Linked DNA regions of Homo sapiens: region 2 is linked to region 1. Evidence: chromatin contacts called from ENCODE Hi-C or POLR2A ChIA-PET data. All regions are on one chromosome and are shown on one strand. The core of a region is the stretch at or near the end of the contact, and the rest is flanking DNA. Distances in the headings are between cores, read along the strand shown. Region 1 overlaps CRTC3-AS1 (CRTC3 antisense RNA 1). Region 2 overlaps BLM (BLM RecQ like helicase).

Region 1 (7,050 bases), core at 2,144-4,643:
ATGGTTCCCAGCATGTGTCCAGTGCTTCATGGATGGGACCATCCCAGCAACTAATCAGACTTCCTGCCAGTGTCCTAACCCCCAGGGCACCCTGTTCAACCATATTTAAAAATTGGAATTTGTATAAAGTTGCTTCCAAGTTTTATAATGCATCATTTTACATCTTTTGTAATTAAAAGCATCACAATGAGGTTGTCTCTGCATTTGGTGGTGTTTTTCTTCACTTGGGTGAGGGGTTGGTGGGGAGCCTTAATCTCACCGCCTCCTGCACGGCTCAGCCTGCAGCTAGGATTTGGAGCCTTGGCAAGGCAGGCCCTGTACCAGCTGTGGGTCAGGCCTTCTTGTGATACGTGAAGGGGCACTCAGTTCCCTTAGCTGGAGGCAGCTGGGTCTCCTGCCCCCACAGCCAGCACCCGCTCCACACCCCTGCCCACGGCCCTTCCTCCACCAGATACTCTGTCCTGGGTTGGCCTCTAGCCCTGTCCCTTCCCCAGACCCCCATCCCAGCAGGGTTCAACGCGAACAGCCACATCTAGCACTTGTCATAAAGGTGACTGTCTCCTGAAATCCTACCTGGAAATCCTGTTTCTGACTTTAACTTCCTGAGCCCCCATTTCCACTCTGGTCTACACACACCCTGTTCTTTGACCGCACTGAGAATTCTTCCGTGTCCCCTCTTCTCAGCCTGCCCGTCCTCTCCTAGCTTCCCTTGCTTCTGCCCGGGCCCACCTGGCTCGTGGCCTCCGTGGCACCCCCAGGCCCCTTCTCCTGCCACCACGCCACTCTTCCTCCTCAAGACCTGCCACCACGTCACTCGGGCTGAGCTTTCTGTTGCTGGGAGCCCTGCGGGAAGAACCAGCACTTCCAGGCTGTGCTGACCCAGCCCTCTCCTGCCACGTGGGGCACCCACGCCCTCCTCTCCTCAAGGCTCATCAGACCACATGAGGCCTTCTTGCCTCCCATCCAGGCCACCTGGGCCAGCTCCCGCCGTGTCCCAGCTGCTCCCCATTCCGTCCCATGGCCCGTCGCGCCTTCCCCAGCGTCCCTATGCCTTACGAGGTCCTGTTTCCACGTCAACCTGACCTTCCGCAAGGACTTGCTGATGTTCTAGGGCCTTCTACTTAGCCCTCTCTGATGGCACCTCCCCATCAGCCTGTGAAGATGCCCAGTCTCCTTCCTCAGAACAAACAGAAAACTCTCCTTTCCCCGCCGGCTACCCCTCATGCCACAGCCCTGTGTCCTGCCTCTCCTGGAGGAGCACTCCTGCTCAGCCTCCTTCTGCCCGCAGCCCCAGGGAGCCCTCCAGGATTCCCTACTCTCCTGCCTCTGTCCAAGGCCCTCTGATGTCAGCCGCATCCTGACCCTTTGGCCACTCTCTCCCCTCCGAAATCCTCTCTGGCTCCAGTAAGGCTTTTCTGCATATTCTACCACCCAGGCCATGCCTGTCTCCTATCATCCTCCCCCTCCACCATCATCTTCTTTCCATCGACCTCCCAAACCAACTTCTCCAGCCCTCCAAGCAGACGACCCTCATACTTAGCCCTCTCCCCACCTGCCTATCAGCCAGTGCTCATGCCCACCCCACCCCTTGTTTTCTGGAGATCCGGGTCCACCTGCAATTGACATCCAGCTTCCCCACAGGGCTCCAAACTCTGCAAGCACAGGGGCATGTTTACTTGTATGCCACTTCCCCAGCACCTGGCACACAGTAGGGGCTCGAAAAATCCGCAAATTCTTCCGAACTGTTGACAGCAGCTTCCTTCTCTTGGAGCTCAGCCCCCATCACCGCCATGGAGCTGGAGACCAGGTGTCCTCCAAACACCTCCTCTTCCTCACCTCTCCTCCTCCTGCACACCCCAACTCCTCCACACCCACTCCCCCTCTACAATCCTCCTCCTCCTCAACCCTCCTCCTCACCCCTCCTCCTCCACAATCCTCCTCTTATTCCACACCCCTCCTCCTCCAACCCCTCCTCCAAAGCCCTCCTTCTCCTCCACACCCCTCCAAATTCCACAGCCCTCCTCCACCTCTACACCCACTGCTCCTCCACAATCCTCCTCCACACCCCTCCTCCTCCACAATCCTCCTCCACACCCCTCCTCCTCAATCCTCCTCCACACCCCTCCTCCTCAATCCTCCTCCACACCCCTCCTCCTCCACAATCCTCCTCCACACCCCTCCTCCTCCACAATCCTCCTCCACACCCCTCCTCCTCAATCCTCCTCCACACCCCTCCTCCTCCACAATCCTCCTCCACACCCCTCCCCCTCACCCCTTCTCCTCCACCACACCCCTCCTCCTCCACACCCCTCCTCCGCCTCACACCTCCCTCACCCCTCCTCCTCCACACCCCTCCTCATCCTCCACACCCCTCCTCCGCCTCACCCCCCTCCTCCTCACCCCTTCTCCTCTCCACATCCCTCCTCCTCAACCCTCCTGCTCCACATCCCTCCCCCTTCACACCCCTCCCCCTCCCCCTTCACACCCCTCCTCATCCTCCACACCCCTCCTCCTCACCCCTCCTCCTCCTCACCCCTCCTCCTCCACACCCCTCCTTCTCCTCACCCCTCCTCCTGTGCCATCTTTTCAAACACAGGATACTTTAATCTTGAAAAGTACTGAATTTGTATACTTGTTTTGAAATACTAAATTTTCGATCTGGAAGGAATGATTTTAGATCTTATTTTGGGCCAGGCACAGTGGCTCATGACTGTAATCCCAGCACTTTGGGAGGCTGAAGCCGGAGGATCACCTGAGGTCAGGAGTTCGAGACCAGCCTAGACAACATGGTGAAACCCCATCTCTACCAAAAATACAAAAATTATCCGGGTGGGCGTCTGTCATTCCAGCTACTGGGGAGGCTGAGGCAGGAGAATTGCTTGAACCCAGCAGGCAGAGGTTGCAGTGAGCAGAGATCACACCACTGCACTCCAACCTGGGTGACAGAGCGAGACTCTGTCTCAAAAAAAATTAAAAATAAAAATAAAAAAAGATCTTTTTGGTCCATTTTACCTAATAAAGCTGTATGGTAGGCAGGTATGGAAATTGGGGTTTACAATAAACCAGCTATATGCTGCTATGTCCTCATGTGGACACTAGGTGGAGCTGCAACTATAAGAGTGGCTCTTAGGACCCAGAACAGGACAGAGAGCCCCGGACCCCCTCAACTTTAGCCCTTGAACTGGGCTGGCAGTGGTGTTGGCTAGAATTGAATTGTATGATATGGAGTAATAAGTATCCTTAGTGACCACCCAGACTACCAGACACTGCACCGTCAGAAGCATTCAAACCAGAGTGACTCCATCTTGAACAGGGGCTGTGGGTAAAATGAGGCTGAGACCTGCTGGGCTGCATTCCCCGGAGGTTAGGCATTCAAAGTCACAGGAGGAGACAGGAGATAGGCACAAGATACAGATCACAAAGATCACACTGATAAAACAGGATGCAATAAAGAAACTGCCAGAACCCGCCAAAACCAAGATGATGACGAAAGTGACCTCTGGTTGTCCTCACTGTTCATTATTCACTAACTATAATACATTAGTTGCTAAAAGACACTCCCAGCAGCGCGTGACAGTTCACAAGTGCCATGGCAACGTACGGAAATTACCCTATATGGTCGAAAAGGAAGAGGAACCCTCAGTTCCAGGAAATTCCCACCCCATTCCTGGAAAACTCATAAATAATCCACTCCTTATTTACCGTATGATCAAGAAATAACCATAAGTCTACTGAGTCGAGCAGCCCGTGCTGCTGGGGTAGCCCCTTTTTTATTCATTTACTTTCTTAATAAACTTGCTATCACTTTGTCAGCTTACTTTTGAATTCCTGCATGAAGCCAGGAATCCATGTGGCCTCCCAGGCTGAACCCTGTGACAGCACCACACACATCCCTCACATCAACCTGAAAACGAGGCAGGGCATGGAGGACTTCTTTTTTTTTTTTTTTTTTTTTTCCGAGACAGAGTCTCGTTCCGTCGCCCAGGCTGGAGTGCAGTGGTGTGATCTTCGCTCACTGCAACCTCCGCCTCCCGCGTTCAAGTGATTCTCCTGCCTCAGCCTCCCGAGTAGCTGGGATTACAGGCATGTGCCAGCACACCTGGCTGATTTTTGTATTTTTCGTAGAGATAGCGTTTCACCATGTTGGCCAGGCTGGTCTCAAACTCTTGACCTCGGGTGATCCACCTGCCTCGGCCTCCCAAAGTGCCGGGATTACAGGCGTGAACCACTGCCCCTAGCCAAGGATGACTTCTTGAGTTTACAGAAGAGGAAACAGGCCCATAGAGGCTCTGTCACCCAACTAAACAGTGAAGGCACAAAGCCTGGACCCAGTGGGCCTCACATCAAGGCCTCCTGACCTCACCAGCCCAGAACCCAGGGCTCCAAAGTGCATCCTTCAGGATCTGCTCACAAGTTTCCCTCCCCTGTGCACCCCCGGCCCCCGACTACGCCCATCACCAGGGTGAGGGGTGCGGAAATGAATCGCACCCTTCACCCTGCAGAGGTGGGCTCTGAGCAGCCCCTCTGGGAAGGGTCCCCACGGATCCCAGTGAGATAGAAGCCTGGCAAAGGAACACGTGTTTTTTTTTTCTCTCTCTCTTTTCCAGACATGTATTTTAATTTTTTAAAAAAGCTTTGCTCTGATAAAAATAGTGCATGCTCATTATAAGAAATTCAAGTAACACCGAAGAGTACCAAAAACAAAAATTTCAAGTGGTCCGGAAATCCAGCACCCCAGAAATAATCATGGCTGACACCCAGGAAACATGGATGGAGACATCTCTCTACGCACATATTCAAAGGAGTTTTTTTAACCAAAATGGGCTCATACAATACATACTCTTTTTAGAAAAAGTGCCATACTTAAATTTAACAGAACAAAAGGCAACTTAAATGTAACTAAAGAAATTACCAAGCTGCAAATAATGACGCTGCTTCTTCTGGTTCTAAATTATTTCTCTAAAGGAAAGAAAAATATTAAGCAGCTGGATTCATTCTTTCAGCATGTTTCAACTATAGATGGCATCTCTTGACAACCTACGATTTAGGATAAGGAAATGAGCTCACCACCACTTCCTAGCTCCTTCCCCCTCCCAAATTTTGTGAGTTCGTGTTTTTACATTGTCAAGGTTTATACTACTTACATCCTGTCCTGTAACCATCGTTCCCACCATTGTTTGGCCTGTTGTGTGTGTATGGATTCCCTGTTCCACCGCCTGTCCTTCTAGAATGGGTTTTTCCATTCTTGGGTTATTTTCCTTCACCTCATGGCTACCTTGACTTTGTCATCAAGGAGTCTTTTCAAGGTCTGAGTTGGTCACAGTCACAGGGATGTCACTGCTGGACTGCAAGGTTGGAGACTGAACTCTGAAATGGGAGTGAGTGGGCTATATAACTGACTCAGGCTCGATGGAATTTACAGGAAAGGGACAAAGCACTGTACCCTCCATTACGATGACTTGCTAAAAACCACTGTGTCTTGAACTTGTATCTGGTGACACAGAGTTGAAGTTTTAGAATTTGGAAATAAAATGACTGGGGTGGGGTCCCAAGTACTGTGTTCAAGGAAAGGACATGCCAGGCTGCGGGACCTCAATGCCTCCTCCCCATCAACCCTTTGACAGCTGTGCCCTATCCCACCTTGGAGGCCAAAGCAACTCCCTCCTGGGTGCTAATGCGTCATGTTGACTTCTGATTAACCCCACTTCCAGGAATGCCTTTAAGATTTCTACTTTTATCTACTGTTAAGAGCACACACTTACTGTAAATATGTTATTATAAACACTGTAAATCTGTATCATAAAACTGTGGTGCTGTAAACACTATAAATATGTTATCATAACCCTATGGTATATATGCCCTGGGTCTCGGGGGGGCAACAATGTGGGGATCCACCATCTCCTGGCTGCCCGAGACATGGCTTTTGTTTCTAAGTCCCTATTAAATGTTCCTAAGCAACTGGATTTGTCAGCCTCTGTGTTCAGCCTCTCAGCTCCCTCGGCCTTTGGGATTAGGTTTGCATACACCTGCTCACCGTGCAACACCCATCTTCACTTAGAAAAATCTAACTTCTCCTTCCAGGCCTAGGTCAAGTGACACCTCCTCTGTGAAGCCTTCTGTGAGGTTTGGATTCTCATTTGCAAATATTTACTTCCCTCCCCTCCTACTGTGGGATCTCTAGGCTCTACCCCCCCATTTTTAAAAAGATTTCCCATCCGTCTAGGTGTCTCCCATCTACTTGACCCCCAAGCCCAGAAAACAGGCACCCGCAGACCTAATGGCAGGCCTTGCCAGCTGCCCCCAAGCCCCTTTGCCCTCGGGCTCGGCTACGTGATTTGCTTTGGCCGGTGACATGCTGGAGATACGACCAAACAGCAAAGCCTTGACATGGGGTCAGGAGGCCTTGGAGCCCGGCCCACTGGGTTCAGGCCCTTGCACCTTGACATGGGCTCGGTGACACGGCTCACCCTCTTGTGCTTCTGCCATTGCCACTAGCACAGCTACTCCCTGGGTAGCCCATTGGTCCCAGAAGAATGAGAGACAGGACAGACCTTAACCAAACCCATGCCCAGGAGCCATCTAGCCAGGTCCGGCTGAAATCGGCAGGGCTGCCCCAGAAATCTACAGACACGTGAGCCAAAGATAAACGCTGAGAGTAGTAAGCCACTGAATTATGGCCATTTGTTACACAGCATATATGTGACAACAGTTGACTGATACACCACCTCTGTTCATTTCCCTTTGTGCTTGAGTTGCACTTGATTTCCACGGCTTTACTTTTTTTTTTTTTTTTTTTTTTTTTGAGACTGAGTCTCGCTCTGCCACCCAGGCTGGAGTGCAGTAGTGCAATCTCAGCTCACCGCAAGTTCCACCTCCCAGGTTCACGCCATTCTCCTTCCTCAGCCTCCCGAGTAGCTGGGACTACAGGCGCCCGCCACCACGCCTGGCTAATTTTTTTTTTTTTTTTTTGGTACTTTTAGTAGAGACAGGGTTTCACCATGTTAGCCAGGATGGTCTCAATCTCCTGACCTCGTGATCCACCCACCTCGG
Region 2 (7,050 bases), core at 4,292-6,791, 130 kb after region 1:
GTCGCCCAGGCTGGAGTGCAATGACACGATCTCTGCAATCTCCACCTCCCGAGTTCAAGTGATTCTCCCGCCTCAGCCTCCTGAGTAGCTGGGACTACAGGCACTTGCCGCCATGCCCGGCTAATTTTTCTATTTTTAGTAGAGACGGGGTTTCACCATGTTGGCCAGGCTGGTCTCAAACTCCTAACCTCAGGTGATCCACCCGCCCCAGCCTCCCAAAGTTCTGGGATTACTTGAGCCACCACGCCCGGCCATAAGCATACATTTTGATTGAGAATGTATCTCTTAATGAGATAGGCCTTTTGTTTGTTTGTTTGTTTAAGAGATGAGGTCTCGTTATATTGTTCGGGTTAGTCTGGAATTCCTGGCCTCAAGTGATCCTCCCACCTTAATCTTCTAAATAGTGTGGACTACAGGTCCACACCCAGCTAGGACTTTTGTTGTTCACTTAGTTGACATATCTGGATGAATTGGGTCCATTTATATTTCTTATTTTTATGGATGTAAGCACTAAGAAATATTGCTCACATAAACATGTAGATGGGAATGGAAGGCATTTTTTGTAGCTGTAACAATTATTTGAATTCCTTCTGATGTATATGCCAAGATTACGTAATGATCAGTCATCAAAAATTATTTTTAATTATCTGTCAATTGACAACTCAATTAGGTCTTTCAAATTTGTGGTAAGCAAAGAATTGGAAACTCTCTGGGAAAATAAGCAAGATCAATCGTTATTCACTTTACTTTTTCTAGGAAAAATACCCTAAAAAAAAGCTTTACCAATACTTACCTAATGACTATTAAGTAGTCTTATTATTCTTTCAACAAGAATCTTGTTCCCTGTATCCAATATGTATGGAAGAGTTGGGGAAATCAAAATACTGTTAGTTTCAGTATACCTTTCCAATATGATATTTTTGACAAAATACTTTTATTGTGTGATACGCTTTTCTAATAACTTTTTTGTTGTTGTTTTTTGAGACAGAGTCCCAATCTTTCACCCAGGATGGAATAAGTACAGTGGTGCGATCTCGGCTCACTGCAACCTCTGCCTCCCAGGCTCAATTTATCCTCCTGCCTCAACCCGCCAAGTAGCCAGGACTACAGGCGTGCACCACCATGCCTGGCTAATTTTTATGTTTTTTGTTTGTGTTGTTTTTTTCGTAGAGACGGAGTTTCACCATGTTGCCCAGACTGGTCTCGAACTCCTGAGCTCAAAGGATCTGCCTGCCCCGGCCTCCCAAAGTGCTGGGATTACAGGCGTGAGCCACCATTCCCAACCATATTGTGTGACATACTTTTAAATAGAGTTTTGTCAAAACTGTGGCTATAGATTAGCTCTTTCCAAAAATGGGAAATGACCACCATATAACCTAATTGGTAAAGCCAGTCTTTATTGCTAAATTAGACTTCTTTTCTTTGTGGGTTTTGTTTTGTTTTGTTTTGTTTTTGTTTTTGTTTTGGAGATGGGGTCTTACTCTCACTATGTTGCCCAGGCTGGTCTTGAACTCCTGGGCTTAAGTGATGTTCCTGCCCTAGCCTCCTGAGTAGCTGGGACTACAGGCACATACTACCATGCCTGGCTGGCTTCATTTTCCTTTTCTTTTTTGAGGGGGGTGGGGGGAATGGAGTTTCACTCTTGTTGCCCAGGCTGGAGTACAGTAGCTCACCGCAACCTCCACCTCCGGGATTCAAGTGATTCTCCTGCCTCAGCCTCCCAAGTAGCTGGGATTACAGGCGCCCGCCACCATGCCCAGCTAATTTTTTGTATTTCTGGTAGAGACAGGGTTTCACCATATTGCGCAGGCTGGTCTTAAACTCCTGACCTCAGGTGATCTGCCCGCCTCGGCCTCTGAAAGTGCTGGGATTAGAGGCGTGAGCCACTGCACCTGGCCTCATTTTTCAATTCACATAAACTATTTAGTACACATCCCATGACAACTATTGTCAATTCCAAAAGCAACAAGCTGAGCTCTAATTGACTTTGTTTCCTCACACAACACTTTGAAAAGACATGAGTTTGACACCCCAAACAGGATAATATTTACCATTTTAATGGTAATATCCAGCAGAACCTTAGACAAGAAACAGTAGAATCTAACTTTTAAGAAAACTTTATTAAAATGTAATTCACACACTATAAAATTCATCCATTTAAAGGGTACAATTTAGTGGGTTGCTTTTTTTCTGTATTTTCACAGAATTGTACAACCATCCCCAATATCTAAGTTTACAGCATTTTTATCACCCCAGCGAGAAACCTGGTACCCATTAGCAGCTGCTCCGCATCTTCTCCCTCTTGTTTGTGCCCGGCTTCTTTCACTGAGCGTAGTTTTCAAGGGTCATCCATGTTGTAGCATTGGTCAGTAAGTACTTCATTCATTTTTATAGCTGAATAATATTGCAGTGTATCAGTATTTTGCATTTTATTTATCCATTTATCAATTGATGGGAACTGTCTGTAACTAGGTATTTGGTAATTCCAAACATCTTATTTTCCAACAGGCAGAGTAAGATTTGTTACATGTAATAAACTCCAAGGGTCTATTAACTTTTTCATTATAACAAATTGTGTAAATATTGCTTTCAGTTAGTTACCCACAGTCCTTTTGCAGTAGAGATAGTTGTCTTGGTTTTAATTGGATTCATGATCTACAACTTTATGTTCTAATCTCATGTCATTTTTATTATTTTTAGTAAAAGTAATTTGTTTGACTAAATTAACTGGTAAACAGTTCTGAGCTTTTTCAATTGTGTCTACAAATTTTAAGAAATTCAGATTATGTGCCAGATGTTTTTAGTAACAGCTTTGTTGCGGTATAATCCACATACCATACAATTCCCATATTTAAAAAGTACAATTCAAAGTTTTTAGTATATTCAGAATTGTACAACCATTGCCAGAGTTTTAGAACATTTCATCACCCTCCAAAAACACCCATGCCCATTGCAGTTCAATCTCCTTTTCCCCTCACATCCCCATCCTGCCAGCCCTAGGCAACCACTAATCTGCTTTCTATGTATAGATTTGCCTACTCTGGGTATCTCGTGTAAATAGAATCATCCAATATGTGATCTTTTTTGTGACTGTCTACTTAGCATAATGTTTTCACGGTTTATTGGTGAATAATATTCCATTGTAGACGTCTACGACATTTTATTCATCAGTTGATATTGGGTTGTTTCCATTTTTATTTTTTACTATTATGAATAATGCTGGTATAATCATACATGTATAAATTTTTGTGTGGACATATGTTTTCATTTCTCTTAGGTATATGCCCAGGAGTGAAATTATTGGGTCATATAGAAACTCTATGTTTAACCCTTTCTTTTTTTTTTTTTTGAGACGGAGTCTCACTCTGTAGCCCAGGCTGGAGTGCAGTGGTGCGATCTTGGCTCACTGCAACCTCCACCTCCCAGGTTCAAGTGATTCTTCTGCCTCAGCTTCCTGAGTAGCTGAGACTACAGGTGTGCGCCACCACGCCCAGCTAATTTTCGTATTTTTAGTAGAGATGGGGGTTTCCCCATATTGGCCAGGCTGGTCTTGAACTCCTGACCTCATGATCCGCCCAACTCAGCCTCCCAAAGTGCTGGAATTACAGGCATGAGCCACCGTGCCCAGCCTATGTTTAACGTTTTAAAGAACTGTCGCACTGTTTTCCAAAGTGGCTGTGCCATTTTACATTTTCACTAGCGATGTATGAGGGTTCTAATTTTTTCATATCCTCACCAACACTTGTTTTTGTCTCTCTTTTTGACCCAAAGATTTTTTTAAATTAATAAAACACTTTTCTGAAAATAAATATATTTTTTTAATGTGGGAAAAAGCAATAAGGCCATTGTTATGCCCAGTCACCATAGCATTCCTATCGGTGGAGAGACTCATGCACCGTTTCCAACTTAAGCCCAAATCAACTCAAATGCATTTTAAGATTTTCTTCATCATTTGTATTCCTAGACAATTCTTTAATCTACTACCTTTTTTGCCACAATCTGCTACACATTCTGCCTTTTCAAGCACTAAAAGGACTCTAGGAGTTTTTTGCAAAGAAATGCTGTCATAAGAGTGGTGGTATCAAAGTATTGTTTAACGGTAGTCTCAAAGACTTTCAGGGTAATGCATTCTGTGATTATAGAGATGAAAGAAACAACATCATAAAGTGAAGGTCATCTTCATTCCCACCACCTTATTCTCAGTATATCTGAAATCAGAACATCCTAATAAGGACCAAAATACTTTGTTCCTAGTTATTCTTCACCCTTAACAGAAATAAGTAAAACACCGAAAGATATGAGGCCCTCCTACCAAGGATTTCTAGTGCTTTAATTAAAGAAAATTTCACCTACACTCATACTATTTTTCAGTTTGCTTTGTTTGGTGTCCTGGAGGTTTTTACATCCTGGAACAGTGCACAGTGGTAAAATTCAGAATGGATGAAAAGTAGGATTGGTTTGTTTGTTTTCAGGAAGTGAGGCAATCGTAAAAGGGAAAAATGGGAAAGGCGAAACAAGCAGGATGTCTTTTTTTTTTTTTTTTTCTTTTTAGACAGAGTCTCACTCTTCGCCCAGGCTGGAGTGCAGTGGTGTGATGTCGGCTCACTGCAACCTCCGCCTCTCAGGTTCAAGCGATTCTCCTGCCTCAGCCTCCTGAGTAGCTGGAATTACAGGCACGTGCCACCATGCCTGGCTAGTTTTTGTATTTTTAGTAGAGACAGGGTTTCACCATGTTGGTTAGGCTGGTTTCAAACTCCAGATCTCATGATCTGCCCGCCTTGGCCTCCCAAAGTGCTGGGATTACAGGCGTGAGCCACCGCGCCCGTCCAGGATGTCTTTTTTCTAATTAGAGACGAGGGTCTCACTTTGTTGCCCAACTGGTCTTGAATTCCTGGGCTCAAGTGATCCTCCTGCCTTGGCCTTCCAAAATGTTGAGATTATTGATGTGAGCCACCACCCCTGGCCAGAATTTCTTGTCTGTGGGAGCATTCTCAGATCAGTCTTATGAAAAAGGACAGCCAGCCCTTCCTATCTGCAGTTTCTGCATCTGCAGATTCACCCAACTGTATATCAAAAACATTTGAAAGAAAAATAGTTTCTGAAAGTTTCAAAAAGCAAGATTTGAATTTGCTGAGCACCAAGCGCTATGCTGTGTCCACATGAATGAAGTGATGTGTAGGCATACTCTGCTGTATCCTCCCGCCAGGACAGAAGAAAAATGTCACATAGTTACTGACAGTACAGTGTAGCAACTATTTACATGGCATTTATTTAATACATTGTATTGAGTATTATAAGTAATCTAGAGATGGTTTAAAGTGTGCAGGAGGATGTGCATAGGTTATATACATATACTACACCATTTTATATCAGGGACTTGAGCATCCTTGGATTTAGGTATCCGAGGAGGCCCTAGAACCAATCCCCCATGGGAAACCAAGGGATGTGAAAATTGAGGGTCTGAATTTGTTTAAGATTCACAGAACAGACTGAAAAGACAAGAGAGGAGATAATGGAGAGAACAAGCTCACTGAGGAAGTGGGCGGGAGGAAATGGGGCAAGAATAGTAGACCAGAGGAAGAGGAGGAGCACATCTGTCTCAGAGTCAGCCACATTTTATTTGGGGCCAAGAACAAAAATAAAGTGACTGTAATCAGTAGGGCTTTAACTCCTTCTGCTGTCCTGCAGTTAGCTTTTTATGTATCCTGGGGTGTCCAATCTTTTGGCTTCCCTGGGCCATACTAGAAGAAGAACGATTGTCTTGGACCACACATAAAATACACTAACTGGCCGGGTATGGTGGCTCACACCTGTAATCCCAGCACTTTGAGAGGCCAAGGTGGGCAGATCACCTGAGGTCAGGAGTTTGAGACCAGCCTGGCCAACATGGTGAAACCCCATCTCTACTAAAAATAACAAAAATGAGCTGGGTGTGGTGGCGGGCACCTGTAATTCCAGCTATTCAGGAGGCTGAGGCAGGAGAATTGCTTGAACCCAGGAGGTAGAGGTTGCAGTGAGCCAAGATCGCACCCTTGCACTCCAGCCTGGGTGACAAGCGCGAGACTCCCTCTCAAAAAAATAATAATACACTAACAGTAACAATAGCTGATGAGCTTTATAAAAGAATCATAAAAAATCTCACTGTTTTAAGAGAGCTTATGAATTTGTGTTGGACCACATTCAAAACCATCCTGGGCTGCATGTGGCCCGTGGGCTGCGGGTTGGATGAGCTTGAGTACCTGGTCAAAATTTGGGAACATTGATGGCCTAAAAATACGTATATTTCCTGTGTGATTTCCTTAATATTTTAAATAATGTTCTAACCATCTCTGCTTTTAGTCAGCCTCATCTTGGAGTCAAGAGACTGGGCTCCTGACTTACTTTGTCTTTCTATATGTTTTCTCTTCCACAATCCTAATTTTTTGTCATCTAGTCCCATAAACATTCCCTCTTTATCACCATTCTTTTCTTTAACCCTTAGCCTTACTTCCATTTCAGTGTTCTATTGTGTAAGCTGCTAGCGACAATATTCAACTTAAGACTACTTGGTAGGCTGGGCCCGGTGGCTCATGCCTGTAATCCCAGCACTTTGGGAGGCCAAGGCAAGTGGATTGCTTGAGGTCAGGAGTTCGAGACCAGCCTGGCCAACATGGTGAAACTCTGTCTCTACTAAAAATACAAAAATTAGCTGGGCGCGATGGTGGGCATCCATAATCCCAGCTACTTGGGAGGCTGAGGCAGGAGAATGGCTTGAACCCAGCAGGCAGAGGTTGTAGTGAGCCAAGATTGTGCCACTGCACTCCAGCCTGGGCGACAGAGTGAGACTCTGTCTCAAAAAAAAACAAAACAAAACAAAACAAAAACTACTTGATATTAGCTTGGGCTGCTATGACAGAATACTGTAGACTGGGTGGCTTAAACAACAGAAATTTATTTCTCTTGGTTCTGAAAGCCAGGAAGTCCAAGATCAAGATGCTGGCAGATCCCAAGTCAGATGAAGTCCCTCTTCCTGGTTTGCAAGTGGTAGTATTCTCTTTGCATACTGACATA

Evidence for each region. A loop is a pair of places that touch in the nucleus more often than their neighbours do. ChIA-PET counts read pairs that join two places held with the same protein, here RNA polymerase II (POLR2A). Pooled maps may share reads with other maps.
Region 2: a loop to region 1 is called in a map of right cardiac atrium, with 3 times the contacts of the local background. The contact joins two enhancer-like sites. A Hi-C loop is called at or near these places in 5 of 168 maps with a recorded cell type or tissue (CD14-positive monocyte, CD8-positive, alpha-beta T cell, PC-9 and 2 more), 12 of 37 single-sample maps with no recorded cell type and 8 of 50 pooled maps. POLR2A ChIA-PET finds 5 or more read pairs at or near these places in 7 of 52 experiments (B cell, GM10248, GM12878 and 4 more).

The regions. Positions count from the first base shown.
Region 1 is chr15:90,645,143-90,652,192 of GRCh38, forward strand. The region is part of intron 2 of CRTC3-AS1 (CRTC3 antisense RNA 1); the gene reads right to left. CRTC3 (CREB regulated transcription coactivator 3) reads left to right here. Exons shown (of 15, transcript NM_022769.5): 15 at 1-203. Among named protein-coding and RNA genes, the nearest start is that of LINC01585, 12 kb to the right of the region's middle. RefSeq lists a silencer at 1,462-1,645. Within about 2 kb of position 3,394, at least 28 of the 41 ENCODE cell types and tissues checked have a DNase peak (open chromatin) inside an H3K27ac peak, as active enhancers do.
Region 2 is chr15:90,775,555-90,782,604 of GRCh38, forward strand. The region is part of intron 12 of BLM (BLM RecQ like helicase); the gene reads left to right. Among named protein-coding and RNA genes, the nearest start is that of BLM, 62 kb to the left of the region's middle. Within about 2 kb of position 5,542, at least 3 of the 41 ENCODE cell types and tissues checked have a DNase peak (open chromatin) inside an H3K27ac peak, as active enhancers do.